Linked DNA regions of Homo sapiens: region 2 is linked to region 1. A link is an interaction called in ENCODE POLR2A ChIA-PET data of the cell type or tissue named here. Cell type or tissue: Panc1. All regions are shown on one strand. Links, peaks and the distances in the headings refer to the core of each region. The heading gives the core; the rest is flanking DNA. Region 1 has its middle 5.3 kb from the start of COLQ. Region 2 overlaps BTD (biotinidase).

Region 1 (6,619 bases), core at 1,437-5,436:
GTGGTGAAGCCAGGGGTGATCCTGTTACAACACAAATCAGAGCTGCCACTCCTGTTCAAAACCCTCCACTGACTTCCATCTTAAAACAAAGTCCAAACTCCATGCGTGGCCTACAAATGCCACATGACCTGACCCCAGTGGCTTCTTGGATCCTATTTCCTTCACTCTCCCTCTTGCTTACTCTGCTCGAGCCACGTGTAACTCCATTCTGCTCCTCCTGGAAAAACCAAGCTTGTTGGTGCCTTAGGATGTTTGCACCTGATGCCTTAGAATGCTTTCCTCCCAGATATCTGCATGGCTCGTTTTCTCAGGTCTCTGCTCCGATGTCACCTCCTCAGGGAGGCTCTCCATGATCAATTATTTCTCTCCATTATTCTACATTACACTGAACACCAGTGTGCTTCTGTCTTGAGACCTCCTTAGAATGTAAGTTCCCAAGGGCAGGGACTTTTGTACACTCTGTGCATGCTGAATCTACAGCTTGTAGATCTTGGCCTGTGTTGTGATAGGAACACAGTAAATATTTATTGAATGAAAAAATAATGGGCCAGGCATGGTGGCTCACGCCTATAATCCCAGCACTTTGGGAAGCCGAGGCAGGTGGATCACATGAGGCCAGGAGTTCAGTACCAGCTGGCCAACATGGTGAAACCCCGTCTCTCCTAAATACACAAAAAAATGTGCCGGGCATGGAGGTGCACATTTGTAATCCCAGCTACTCGGAAAGTGAGGCACAAGAATGTCTTGAACATGGGAGGCAGAGGTTGCAGTGAGTTGAGATTGTGCCACTGCACTCCAGCCTGGGTGGCAAAGTGAGACTCTGTCTCCAAAATAAATAAATAAATAAATAACAGGAAAACAGAAAAATAATGAGTGAATGAATTCTCTGACCTCTCTCTTACCTTCCTGAATCATTGCTTTTCTGTTTCTGTCTTCTCTAGTTTAACCTTGTTCATCTACTTCCTGAGGACACTCTTGTGGTTTTAAAACTTCACAGTTACATTTAGTAACTCTTTATATAAGGAAACAGATTGCCACATAATCCATGATAACTGGGTGGAAAATTTTTAATCTCTCTTGTACTTAAAAAAAAATCACCTGTTCCTCTTACCTGAGATTGCATATGTTTACATTTTGGCCTTGGAGATAACCCTTTCCCTGTGGCTGAGTATTTTTAAAGCACTTTAAGGCCTTAAGTGGATTAAATACAGAACATACTGTGACCTCAGGTTTGTGCGACTTGTACTACAACCTGCAGGATGGGAGGAACCTCCTTGTCACAGGGATTGTAAGGCTTCATTGGAGCAGCGTGGGTGCCTATGTATGTTCTTGTCCATCTCTGAGGAGATTATTTCCTACACAGCCAGCCTCAGCTAGTAGGTGACTCTACGATACTCCCTAGCAGTGCCTGATTATTGCGCATATTGGCTAAGCTCTCTCTTCTCATAACTGGGATGCAGGATGCATAATTATATGCAGTAAGAGTGGTTCCCTTTCTTACCCTTTACTTCTCAGTCTTGGTCAGCATTAGCCTATTGTTATTAAAGGTTTTGCCAAACACAGCCACATGCCCTTGATCTCCACCTTTAGCTGGGCAGAGACAAGATCCAAGCTTTGAAAATGGCTTTGGGCCAAATCAAGTTGCTAGGTGGGCCTTCCTCCCCACCCCATCCAATCTCCTCAAATGCAAGAGGAACCATCTCTCCAGGAGGCAAGGTGGTGTGGTTGGGGACTGGGATTGGGGTAGGGGGCCGGTGATGGGCTGAGGGTGTTGGGGGAGGTGATGGGATTGTGGGTGGTAATATTATTTCAATAAATATATAAAAATAAAAATTTGCAATTAGCTTGTGTTAAGTACAAATAGTATACTAGGAATATGCATTTGAACTGGCTAGAGAGTTCGCAGTGAATGTCACCTAAGTTTCCCAGGGTTCACCTTAGGGGAAATCTGGGGCAAGCTCCACCTGAAAGAGCGAGGCAGATTTGTTTCGCCCTTTGGTGGCTTACTAAATATTATGAGCTTACTTATTCCTATGATTCTTGAAATAAATAACGTTAGGATTTATTTGTTCAGGATTCAGGATGTTTTTCCTTCCTATGGGCTTTAGTTCAAGAACCATCAATCCTCGGGTTGTCATAAAGCATTTTGGGGTCTCCTCGGAAGTCCCTGGCCTTCCCTTATGTCCTGTCTCCCTACCAAGAATGTGGTTTTGCATCCTCAGAGTTGAATGATTCTTGGACTCACAACCTTTCTGAGTCTGGTTTCAGGTAAAGACAGGTTGATTGGTGTTCCATGGAGAACATGTCTAGCCCTAAAGGCTAGAGCACTGGTGACATCTGATTCGATGTGTCATTCAGCAGCCTGCACGCTTCATATCTAGTCTTGCTAGGCATTGTTCCAGCCAGCCAATGACCTGAACCTCTGCTGCTGTCCCCAGAACTTCACATAAGCCTCAGTTTTCTCATCTGTAAGATGGGAATTATAATTCTAGTCTTGCTGCCTCACTTATGACTATCGAATGAAAAAAAGATAAGGATTTCATACAAAATAAAGCCCTATATACGATTATTTATCATACCAGTAACATGTTTAGTGTATAACATGTAGATAAGAGAAAAGTGGGGAGCTAAATAATAAGAATTAAATAAAAATGGGTTTGAGGGTCAAATATGTTTGGGGTAAAAGCAAAGTCAATGCATTTCTTTACTGCCGGACTTCTCAGTGTTTTTGATATGCCAATAAATGTTGTGAATTTCCAACAGTGACATAAAACAGGCAGGGTTTCCTAATGTCCATGAACTCCTCTGCTTTTCAAAAACCATGCATCTCAGAATGAGCACACCCCCCAGCATAGTATGAAAAACACTGTATTGGTTAAGATTACTGTCGCTAGTGTTGTGATTGCACTCCAGATGGCTCAAGGCCAGCCTACTATCTTTGCCCTGAAAGTGAGGAAATCTAAGCTCCTGGCCCTGGAGATGTAACTATGGGCGAGATGCCTGGATAAGTCTAATGGGTCTTATCAGACTCGTTAGCTCTTCTGGCCCTCTGATGAAGCTATGCTTTGCATTCCCAGGCCCCATCAGTTCTGGCTTTGATTTAAGACCAAGTTGCCAGGGAACAGTGAGCTGTGAGGAGGGGCTTTCCTGGGGCTTCTCAGTTGCCCAGGCTTGCCTCCCGCCTGCTGGTGGGAGGTGGCTATGACCTCTGCATAACTGAAGTATCATCCATTCTGGGCCAGAGAGACCAGGCTCAGAGCTCTGTTTCTCTGCCAGGACCAATCAATAACTCTCTGCTCTTCACAACACGTCTGCAAAAGACTTGTTGGACCTCGGGCATGCAGGATTGGCGCCTTTTTCCTTTCTGCTGTTTTCTTTACTCCTAAGGCCGCCCTAACTTGATTTTGTAAAAATAGAATTTTGTTTTTAAATTACAAGTTAAATAAAGCTCATTGTAAAAATTTTAATACAAATATGTATAAGCTTGAAAAGGGAATTCTCCTTTTATCTTCTCTTATCCCATATACTGTGGGATGTACATCATTCTAGATCTTTCTCTACGCACATATAAAAACTGATAAAGAGATTTGCTTGTTTGTTCAGAAATTTGGTCGGATATACTGCCACTTTCTTATTTCACTCGACAGTGTTCCATTGACAATCTTCCATGTCAGTGCATACATGTGACATTTTTCTTATTTTTTAAAGTCAAGTTTACTGATGGAAAATGTACATATAATAAAACTGACCCTTTTTGAGAGTACGGTTTGATGAATTTTGACAAAATATACAACCACTCTAATCAAGATAAAGAATATTTTCATCACTGCTAGTTCTCTTGGGCCCCCTTCTCTTCTCACAATTCTAACCCCTGGCACCATGGATCTGTTCTCCAGCCCCATAGTTTTGCCTTTTCCAGAATGTCCTACTAATGGAATTATACAGTATGTAGCCTGTTGTGTCTGGCATCCTTCACTTAGCATAATGCACTTGAGATTCTTCCATGTTACTTAGTTTATTCCATTTTATTGCTGAGTAGTTTTGCATTGTATGTACACATGCAGTTTGTTTATCCATTCACTGGTTGATGGCCATTTGGGTTGTTTCTAGTTTTAGCTATTACAAATGAAGTGGTTATGAACTTTCATGTACAGTCTTTCTGTGGACATGTGTTTCATTTCTCTTGGATAAATACTGAAGAGTAGAATTGTTGGATGTATAATAAGTGTATATTTGACTTTATAAAAAACTGACATTTTTTTCCAAAGTGGTTACACCATTTTGCATTCCCACTAGCAATGTTTGAGAATTCCAGTTGCTTCATATCCTCACCAACACTTGGTATTGTCAGTCTTTTAAATTTTAGCTATTCTAGTAGGTGTGTAGTGGTATCTCACTGTGGTTTTAATTTGCATTTCCCTAATGACTAAAGATGTTGGGTATCTTTACAAATGTTTATTTGTCATTAATGTATCTTCTTTGGTGAAATATATATTCGCATCTTTTGCCTTCCTTCCTTCCCTTCTTCCCTCCTTCCTTCCCTCCCTTTTTTGAGACAGGGTCTCATTCTGTCGCCCAGGCTGGAGTGACGCAGTAATGGCTCACTGCAGCCTTGACCTCCTGGGCTCAGGTGATCCCTTATCTTCACCCTCCCAGGTAGCTAGGACTACAGGCATGCACCACCACACCCAGCTAGTTCTGTTTTTTGTTTTTTGTTTTTTGTTTTTTTTTCATAGATACAGGGTTTTGCCATGTTGTCCAGGCTGTGTCCATTTCTTTATTTCATTTCAGTTTTTTTTTTTTGAAACAGAGTCTTGCTCTGTTGCCCAGGGTGGAGGGCAGTGGTGTGAGCCCAGCTCACTGCAACCTCTGCTTCCCAGGTTCAAGCAATTCTTGTGCCTCAGCCTCCTGAGTACCTGGGATTACTGGTGTGTGCCACCACACCCAGCTAATTTTTGTATTTTGTGTTGAGATGGGGTTTCACCATGTTGGCCAGGCTGGTCTCAAACTCCTGGCCTCAGGTAATCCACCCACCTTGGCTTCCCAGGGTGCTGAGATTACAGGTGTGAGCCATGTCTGGCCTGCCATTTCTTTTAATTAAGTTTTTTATCTTATTATTATTGAGCTGTGAAAGTTTTAATATATTCTAGCTACAAATCATTTATCATATATGTGTTTGGCAAATATTACGTCCTAGTTTTTGGCTTGGCTTTCCAATTTAGTATTCTATTTTGAAGAGCAGAAGCATTAAAGTTTTTATAATGTCCAATTTAACTTTTTTAAATTTAAGATTTGTATTTTGCATCTTATTTAAAAAATCTGTACCTAACCCAGGGTCACTAAGATTTTCTCCTGTTTTCTGCCGTAAGTTTAATATTTTAGCATTTACAATTAGGTCTGTGGTCTATTTTAAAATAATTTGTATGCATGGGGCAAGGTAAGGGTTAATCTTTATTTTTATTTGTTTGTTTTGCATATGGAAGTCAAATTTTTCCAGCACCATTTGTTGCAAAGACTGCCTTATTCTTTCTAGTCACTGCATAACATTTTGAATGGATGTCCCAGGATTTATTCCACCAATGTTTCATTCATGGACAGTTAGGCTGTTTCCAACTTGAGGCAACAATGCACACCCTTGCACCTAAACCACTGGGTAGTGAATGAGTATTTCTGAGAACTTCTGGGTCAGACGGCATGTGCATTTTAAGTTTAATGGGGCCAAAAGATTGTTTTCCAGTGTACAGTCCTGCCTACAAGGTCTGAGAGGGAAGACTCTGACTTTGAATGGCTTTATTGGTGTGAGCTTTTCTCAAATCTCAAATAGTTTCCTTCTGGACAAATCTAATAGTCTATGTTATTAGATTCTGGAAACATCAGAGCCCTTCCAGGAGGATTTGAAGAAAGATGATAATTTCTGTCTTGGTCAGTTAGGGTAATCTTATAAGAAATAGGTTCATAAAATATAAGATACCTAAGGAAATGGAAATTTACTAAAAATTGTTTAATAAGTATTGGGGCCTTATAAATAACTCTGTGTTGGGGCCTCCTCAAAGGGTAGAGGCTCCTGTCGTAACTTTAGATCAGCAGTGACTCATTCTCCAGTGACTTGAATTATAAATTTAGCCTCTCTGTCTGCGGGTCCTAATTCAAGGTGGCCATCCATAGTCCCTCTCACACTCTCACCATACTCACCAAAGCCCTCCCTTGTATCAGGCGCAGGCCACCCAGCTGTATGTGCAGAGGCTCCAAGGGGTGCTGGGGAAATGCAAGTTGTGCAGAAAGCTGGAGCATAAAGTTATGCTACTTTTGTACGTTCTTCTTTTTTCATCCTACCCAGTGGTGTGATTTGATCAAAGTAACTTACATTGTTGAGGATCTGTTAGGTGACAAGGACTGTCCTGGGGGCCTTGAGAGTACATAGAGCTGTGGGATAGTCCCCTATCTTTAGGGATGTTAATGCCAGCTAAATAGCAACACAAGGTGGTGTTCAAAAACAATAGCAGCAGGTGTCACCGGTAGGACGTATTGACAGAATTTGTTCCAAGGGTATGGTCAGTGGTGAATTCTTTGTGCTGAGAGAAGGAAGAAGTCATACTGGCTTTGCAGAGGAGGAATCTGA
Region 2 (6,619 bases), core at 1,118-5,117, 84 kb before region 1:
TGATATTTCTAATTGGAATTTCAGAAGGAGAAAATAGAGGCTGGGTGCAATGGCTCATGCCTGTAATCCCAACACTTTGGAGGTCAAGATGAGAGGATCACTTGAGGCCAGGAATTCAAGACCAGCCTGGGCAATATAATCTCTACAAAAAGTAAAAAAGTATTAGCTGGGCATGGTGGTGTACACCTGCGGTCCCAGCATCTCAAGAGGCTGAGGTGGTAGGATTGCTTGAGCCCAGGAGTTTAAGGCTGCAGTGGGCTACGGCTGTGCCACTGTACTCCAGCTTGGGCGACAGAGCAAGACCTTGACTTAAAAAAAAAAAAAAAAGAAAGAAAGAAAGAGGGAGAAAATACATAAAATGACACATGACACATTACACATGTTTGAAGGTATAATAGGTGAGAATTTTAATAATAAAATACAGAAATCCATAGATTCAAGACAACCAAAAAGAAATCTATACACAACATAAAGAAACCAGAACACGAAATATTTGAAGAAGAAAAAAATCTTAGACGCAACCAGAGGGAAGAGAGATTGCCTTCAAAGATATGGTGATTTGAAAACAGCAGACTTTTCAAGAGTAACAATAGAAGTAAGAAAACAAAATCTTAAATGTGCTAAGAAAAAATAACTGTGAACCAGAATGGCCTTGTTCACACATAAACCTCCTACAGTAGAGGAAAAACTCACTCAAAAATGAGTAAATAAAAAGCTCAAGATCTTTTGAAAGATACTATACGAAAACAAAGGTTATACCCCAGAAAATTGCCACAACACAAATAAAAACTGTGACAAAACATTCTGCCACGAGTGAAAAAAAACTGCTTATATTAAATAAAAGCACAAAATAGACCAAGAGAATTAAAAGATGAAAGGGAAAAAGGGGAGAAGGGGAGGAAAGGAGGAGAAGAGGAGAAGGTAAGGAGGGGGAAGAGGGAAGAAGAGAGAAGGGAGAAGGGAGTGGGGAATAGAAAGCTGGGAGACAGATGAAATATTATCTGGCAGGGCTCAGGAAAGAAGCAGAAGAAAAAATTAAAACATCAAGAAATTATGGCAAAGATAGAAGCAGCAAAAGAAATCAGATGATGCTGTAAATAAATAAGCAACATGAATGGAAATACAGAATTGAAAAGGAGTCCACAGAAAATGATAGACAGGGAGAACAGTGAACGAGATCCATCATATGCATAATTGGAAAATGCATAAAAGAAAAAAATAATGTGTGGTGGACACACCCTAAGGTGACTCCTTGTATAATCCTCTTTTCTTGAGTGCAGGTGGAAATTGTACTCTGTTACTAGCCAATAGAATATGACAAAGGTGAAGGGCTTTCACATATGTAGTTAAAATCCCAAGCCAGTTAATCTAGTTAATCAAAAGAGATTACCCTGGTGGGTCTGAATTAATCAGGTCTTTAAAAAAAGAACTGGGGTGCTCCAAGATTTCAGACACACTCTCTCCCCGGCTGACCTTGAAGAAGCAAGCCACCATGAATACTACAACTGCAAGGAAATTCATTCTTTCAACGATCAGTTGAATTTGGAAGAAAACTCAGCCTCAGATGAGACCATGAGGTCAGCTGACAACTTCACTGTAGCCTTGTGAGATGCTGACCAGAGGATCCAGTAAAACTATGCTCAGACTCCTGACACATAGAGACTTTGAGATAATAAATGGGTCTTGTTTTAAGCTGCTGAATAGGTCGTAGGGTAAATTTTTATACAACAATAGACAACATATAATGAAGCAAAAAAAAAAAAAATTAAAGATGTAATTGAAGAAAACTCACCAGAAATAAAAGCATATTTCAATTTATAGCTTGAAAAGAGATAGCAAAACTCAAGAAAGAAAGGAACAGAACATCAACATCGGCAGATAGCCTAGCAAAATTCTTGATCTTCAAAGATAAAGTAAGAATCATTTGGGAAGCTAAATAAAAAGATCAAGGGTATTTATTAGGGGCAAAATAATCAGGCTGTCCTCAGACTTTACTACAATAACATCAATGCCAGTAAAAGCCTATAGAATCCTTCCAGAAAATAAAATATAAGCCAGAAATTATATATTATGCCAACCTATGGTTGAAGTAAAGAAAAAAACCAGATAATAGGTATGAAAATATAAGAACTCAGGGACTATTATTCTCATCAGTCTCATCAGCCTTCTTTGAAAAAATGCATAGAGGGTAATCTTCGGCCAATTAAGAGGTGAATGGAAAAACTGGCAAGAGCCTTGAATGTAAAATAAACATGAGGATTATATTTATAGAACACAGTGCAAATGTTATTAACTCTGGCAATGTAGAAATTGTAAAACTAACAAAAGGTGGTAACAGTGAGGAAAAGAGTAATGGCATGCTCAAGAAAGCAAAAGGAAGGAAATAAAAATAAGAGTGGAAATTAAATTAGAAAACAGAAAAATGACAGAATGAATAAGTATGTCCAAGGAGTTGTTGTTTAGAGAAAAAAAAAGGTAAAGACAAATGATCGGCTAGCCTAATTAAGAAAAAAAAGAGAAACAAATATACAAAACAAAGAGAAATCTATAAATGCAGAAGAATTTTTTTTAAAAAAGAATAATCACCTCATTCAATCCTATATTGATAAGCTAGAAAATTTAGACGAGTAGTTTCCTAGAAAAAAAATACATTATTTGTTTTTTCTTTTTTTTTTTTGAGACTGTCTCACGCCATCACCCAGGTTGGAGTGCAGTGGTGCAATCTCAGCTCATTGCAACCTCTGCCTCCTGGATTCAAGCAATCCTTGTGCCTCAGCCTCCAGAGTAGCTGGGACTGAAAAATATATTTTTACCAAAACTTCGGATAAAAGAAAAAACTAAACCATGCCAACAATCATAGAAGAAATAGTTATCAAACAATCATTCCCTCCCATTCTCCACCCTCAAAACAGGCCCAAATAGTTTCTAGAAGAATTCTTTCTAACTATAAAGGAAAAAATAATCCTAATGCTACTCAATGTGTGTGAGAATATAGTAAAAGAAGGCATTTTTTTCTTATGAAGTGATAAAAATCTGATAATAAAACCTGACAAAGGCAAGAGTCATGTAGGACCCAGGATCCCTCTCTTTCTGGGCCTAACTTCTTGGCATGTAGCTTCCATTTTCAGAGTCATCTTGTGGTTCCAAAATGACTTCTACAACTCCAATTATCATGTTGTACAGAGGAAGAGTACAGAGGGTACTTGCCAGTTTCATCAGCTTTCCTAAAAGCCCTGCCCAGTGACTCCTATTTAAATTGCTTTGGCCCATGTGTGGACGCGTGACCACTCCTAGCTACAAGGAAGGCTGGGCAATGTAAACTGCATTATCACCTTGAATAAAATCAGGATTTTTCCAGGTAAAATACAGGTGGCCCAGTTAAATTTAACTTTCAGATAAATATGTTGGAACATACTTACGCTAAAAAAAATTATGCATTGTTCATCTAAAGTTCAAATTCAACTGGGAGTTTTGGAGTCCTGTTTTTTTTTTTTTTTCTAAATCTGACAACATTACCCATGAGGGATCAAGTAACCATGACCCTGACTTTTATACTCATCACTTCTTTGTTTTTTAAAATAGCTTTATCACCCAATGTGCATCCCTAGACACTGTAGTTTAGTCTTGTCCATTAAAAAATACCCTATCTTTTAAATCTCTTTTAATCTAAAGGTTCCTCTTCCATCCCCTCTAGTTGCTTAAAATTAATATAATAAACAAGATGGCTTCAAAAGAATGAAGTCCAGGGACTACTTGTCCTACCAACATCAAGACTTATTTTAAAAACACAGAAATTAAGATAGTGTGGGATTGGTGTTAGGATAGGAAAAGAACAGAGAGTACAGAAATACTCCCATAAATATGCGAGCTTGACATTCCACAGAGGGGAAATTATGTATCACTGGGATGAGAATGAACTATATTATGAATGGTGCTTGGACAACTGGATGTTATGGTAAATTGACTATAAAAAAGGCCAGCAATTTCTCCCCTCTCTGTATCCATGTTCCATTATCATGTAACTCGAATGCCTTTAACTTAGAGTCTGAGCCCAGCCACATAACTTGCTTTGGCTAATGAGATGTTAGCAAACACCGCACATAGAGGCTTGCACAATGAGGCTCATTCCCTTTTGCAACCTGCTGCCATCCAATGAAGAAGTCCAGCTAGCCTGCTGAGTGGTAGAGCTATGTGGCTCACTGGCAATATGCCCGCTATCCCAGTGGACAACCAGCTAACCTCCAGGGGCTGAGTGACTCAGTTCACTGGCAACTGACTAACAGATACATGGGTGAGCCCAGTTGAGACCAGCCTCATAGGAATATATGTTAAATAAATGGTGGTTCTTTTAAGCCACTAAGTTTTGGGGTGGTTAATTACACAGCAAATCTAATTGACATATTATATGGATTCTTACTTCTCAACAAACAAAAATCAATTCCAGGTAGTGACTTAAATATGAAAAATAAAACTTTACACTTTTTGATATAGAAAAAAATCTTCATAACCTCAGGTTACAAAAAGTTTTCTTTAGCAAGTTACCAAAAAAATAAAAAAATTAAAAAAAAAATAAGGAAGACCAGTTGTCAAATGTGACTATAAAAAAACCCTTTATACCTCTAAAATCACTATTAACAAAGTTAAAAGACAAATAATTAGCATTCAGAATACATAAAGGACATCTACAAATCAAAAAGCAAAAGATAATCCAATAAGGAAATGTGCAACAGATGTAAACACGTAATTCACAGAAAAAGAAACACGCATGGCCAATATATATATACAAATATAACTTAACCTCATTTGTAGTCAGAGAAATGGAACTGAGAAGCCATTTCACATTTAAAAATTTTTAAAGCTCCACAGTTGAGACTATGGAGAAAGGGTAGCTCTCATACACAAATGTTGGGAGTATAAATTGGTACAATACTTTGGAGATCAAATGATGATGACCTCCACCTTGATATATATGTAGAAACTCTCACACATGTGCACAAGAAGGAAACATGCAAGAATTTCAGAGCACACTGTTTCCAAAAAAACTAAAAATGACCAAATATCGATCATCTAAAGAATGGATAATGTGGGAACTACAAACACCAAATTCAAGATAGTGGTTACCTCTGTAGGACAGGAAAGGAGGTGTAATGGGGAAAGGACACACGGGGGTTTCATTATATTTGTGATGTATTTCTTAAGCCAGGGGCTGGGTACATGGGTGTATATTAATCTCTGATCCTATTCATGTGTCTGAAAGATGTCATAAATGTTAAATGTATTTTTTTTGAAGTGAAAAGAATAAATCACAGCTAAGCTCCAAAGAAGAACTCAAACGTTATGATGTAAAAAGAAGTTTAAGGGCTTAAGTTCATCATGAAGATGTCCCCAGTTCAACCCCCAAACCCTGGGAATCACTCAGAGATTCTTCCCTAGAGATAAATCTTTGTTTTGCTGACATGGAGAATAGATTATTATCAAAACAAAGCAATAAAGTACAAATTAAAAAGTTAAAGGAAAGGGCTGTAATGAATGCTAATGGCAGAAGAAGCAAGTGAAAACAGAAAATATTTCAACACTAGTACCATATTACATGGGTGATAGCTGCTTGCCTACCCTGTGGGACACTCCCCCGAGTATGGAATTCCATCATACGGAGAAATACTATGATTTCTTTTTTTTTTTTTTTTTGAGACGGAGTCTCGCTCTGTCGCCAGGCTGGAGTGCAGGGGCGCAATCTCGGCTCACTGCAACCTCCAACTCCTGGGTTCAAGTGGTTCTCCTGCCTCAGCCTCCCCGGTAGCTGGGATTACAGGCGCACATCACCATGCCCAGCTAATTTTTGTATTTTTAGTAGAGACGGGGTTTCACCATGTTGGCCAGGATGGTGTCAATCTACTGACCTCGTGATCCGCCTGCCTTGGCCTCCCAAAGTGTTGGGATTACAGGTGTGAGCCACCGCACTGACCTATATTTTGATTTCTAAGCCATTTGAGATAAATCTCTTACATCCTCATAGCACAACATACAGTTGTCACTATTTCCTGGTGCATTTTACACAAGTAAACGTCCTCGTCAGTGATGTAATGACTGCTGCTGTCAAACTATCTCAAATGTTCTTAAAAAAACACAAAAAACAAAAAAACCCAAAACCCATAATGGATGAACACAAAGCTAAAACAAGGGAACAACATTCCTTCTGTTTTCTTCCCACAGCACTCCCTTCTCCAGTTCCAGGTCTCCCTGGCATTAAAATGTAGAGTAAAGGCACAGGGCTTGCCAGCCCAAGCCAAAGGCAGGAATCCAAGCTTTCTCTAGGTCACAGGGTACCTGGGAAAACTCCCAGTGTCTGTCAGCTGGCATCAGGCACTGGGAGTTTTTATTATCAAGCTTTTTTATTAATGAGTTATTACTGATATCAATCCTCAGCTCAATAATAAAGTTGCTTTTCACTGGGTTTGTTTCAAGCCTGTTGCTGAGCTTTGGTACTCTGAAGTCCACAGATTTAATGAGAAGCAAAGAAAATCAATTTAACCCACTTTATTCAAAGAACCTTTTCATTACATTATTTTACTTCCTATGTTGACATATTTCCTACAACACATTTCCGGCTGTACAGTTT

The links. Peaks named below come from ENCODE experiments on the same cell type or tissue, not always from the same donor. Only the 100,000 strongest peaks of a DNase experiment are listed, where the experiment ranks them.
Region 2: POLR2A ChIA-PET joins it to region 1 with 13 read pairs; 4 of 35 experiments call an interaction of 5 or more read pairs at or near these places.

What each region holds. Positions count from the first base shown.
Region 1 is chr3:15,523,719-15,530,337 of GRCh38, reverse strand. No RefSeq gene overlaps it. Among named protein-coding and RNA genes, the nearest start is that of COLQ, 5.3 kb to the right of the region's middle. In Panc1, for the core only: no CTCF peak of the experiment used is centred there; a DNase peak (open chromatin) is centred at 3,144.
Region 2 is chr3:15,607,834-15,614,452 of GRCh38, reverse strand. The region is part of intron 1 of BTD (biotinidase); the gene reads right to left. Among named protein-coding and RNA genes, the nearest start is that of BTD, 9.4 kb to the right of the region's middle. In Panc1, for the core only: no CTCF peak of the experiment used is centred there; no DNase peak of the experiment used is centred there; H3K27ac peaks cover 3,801 bases.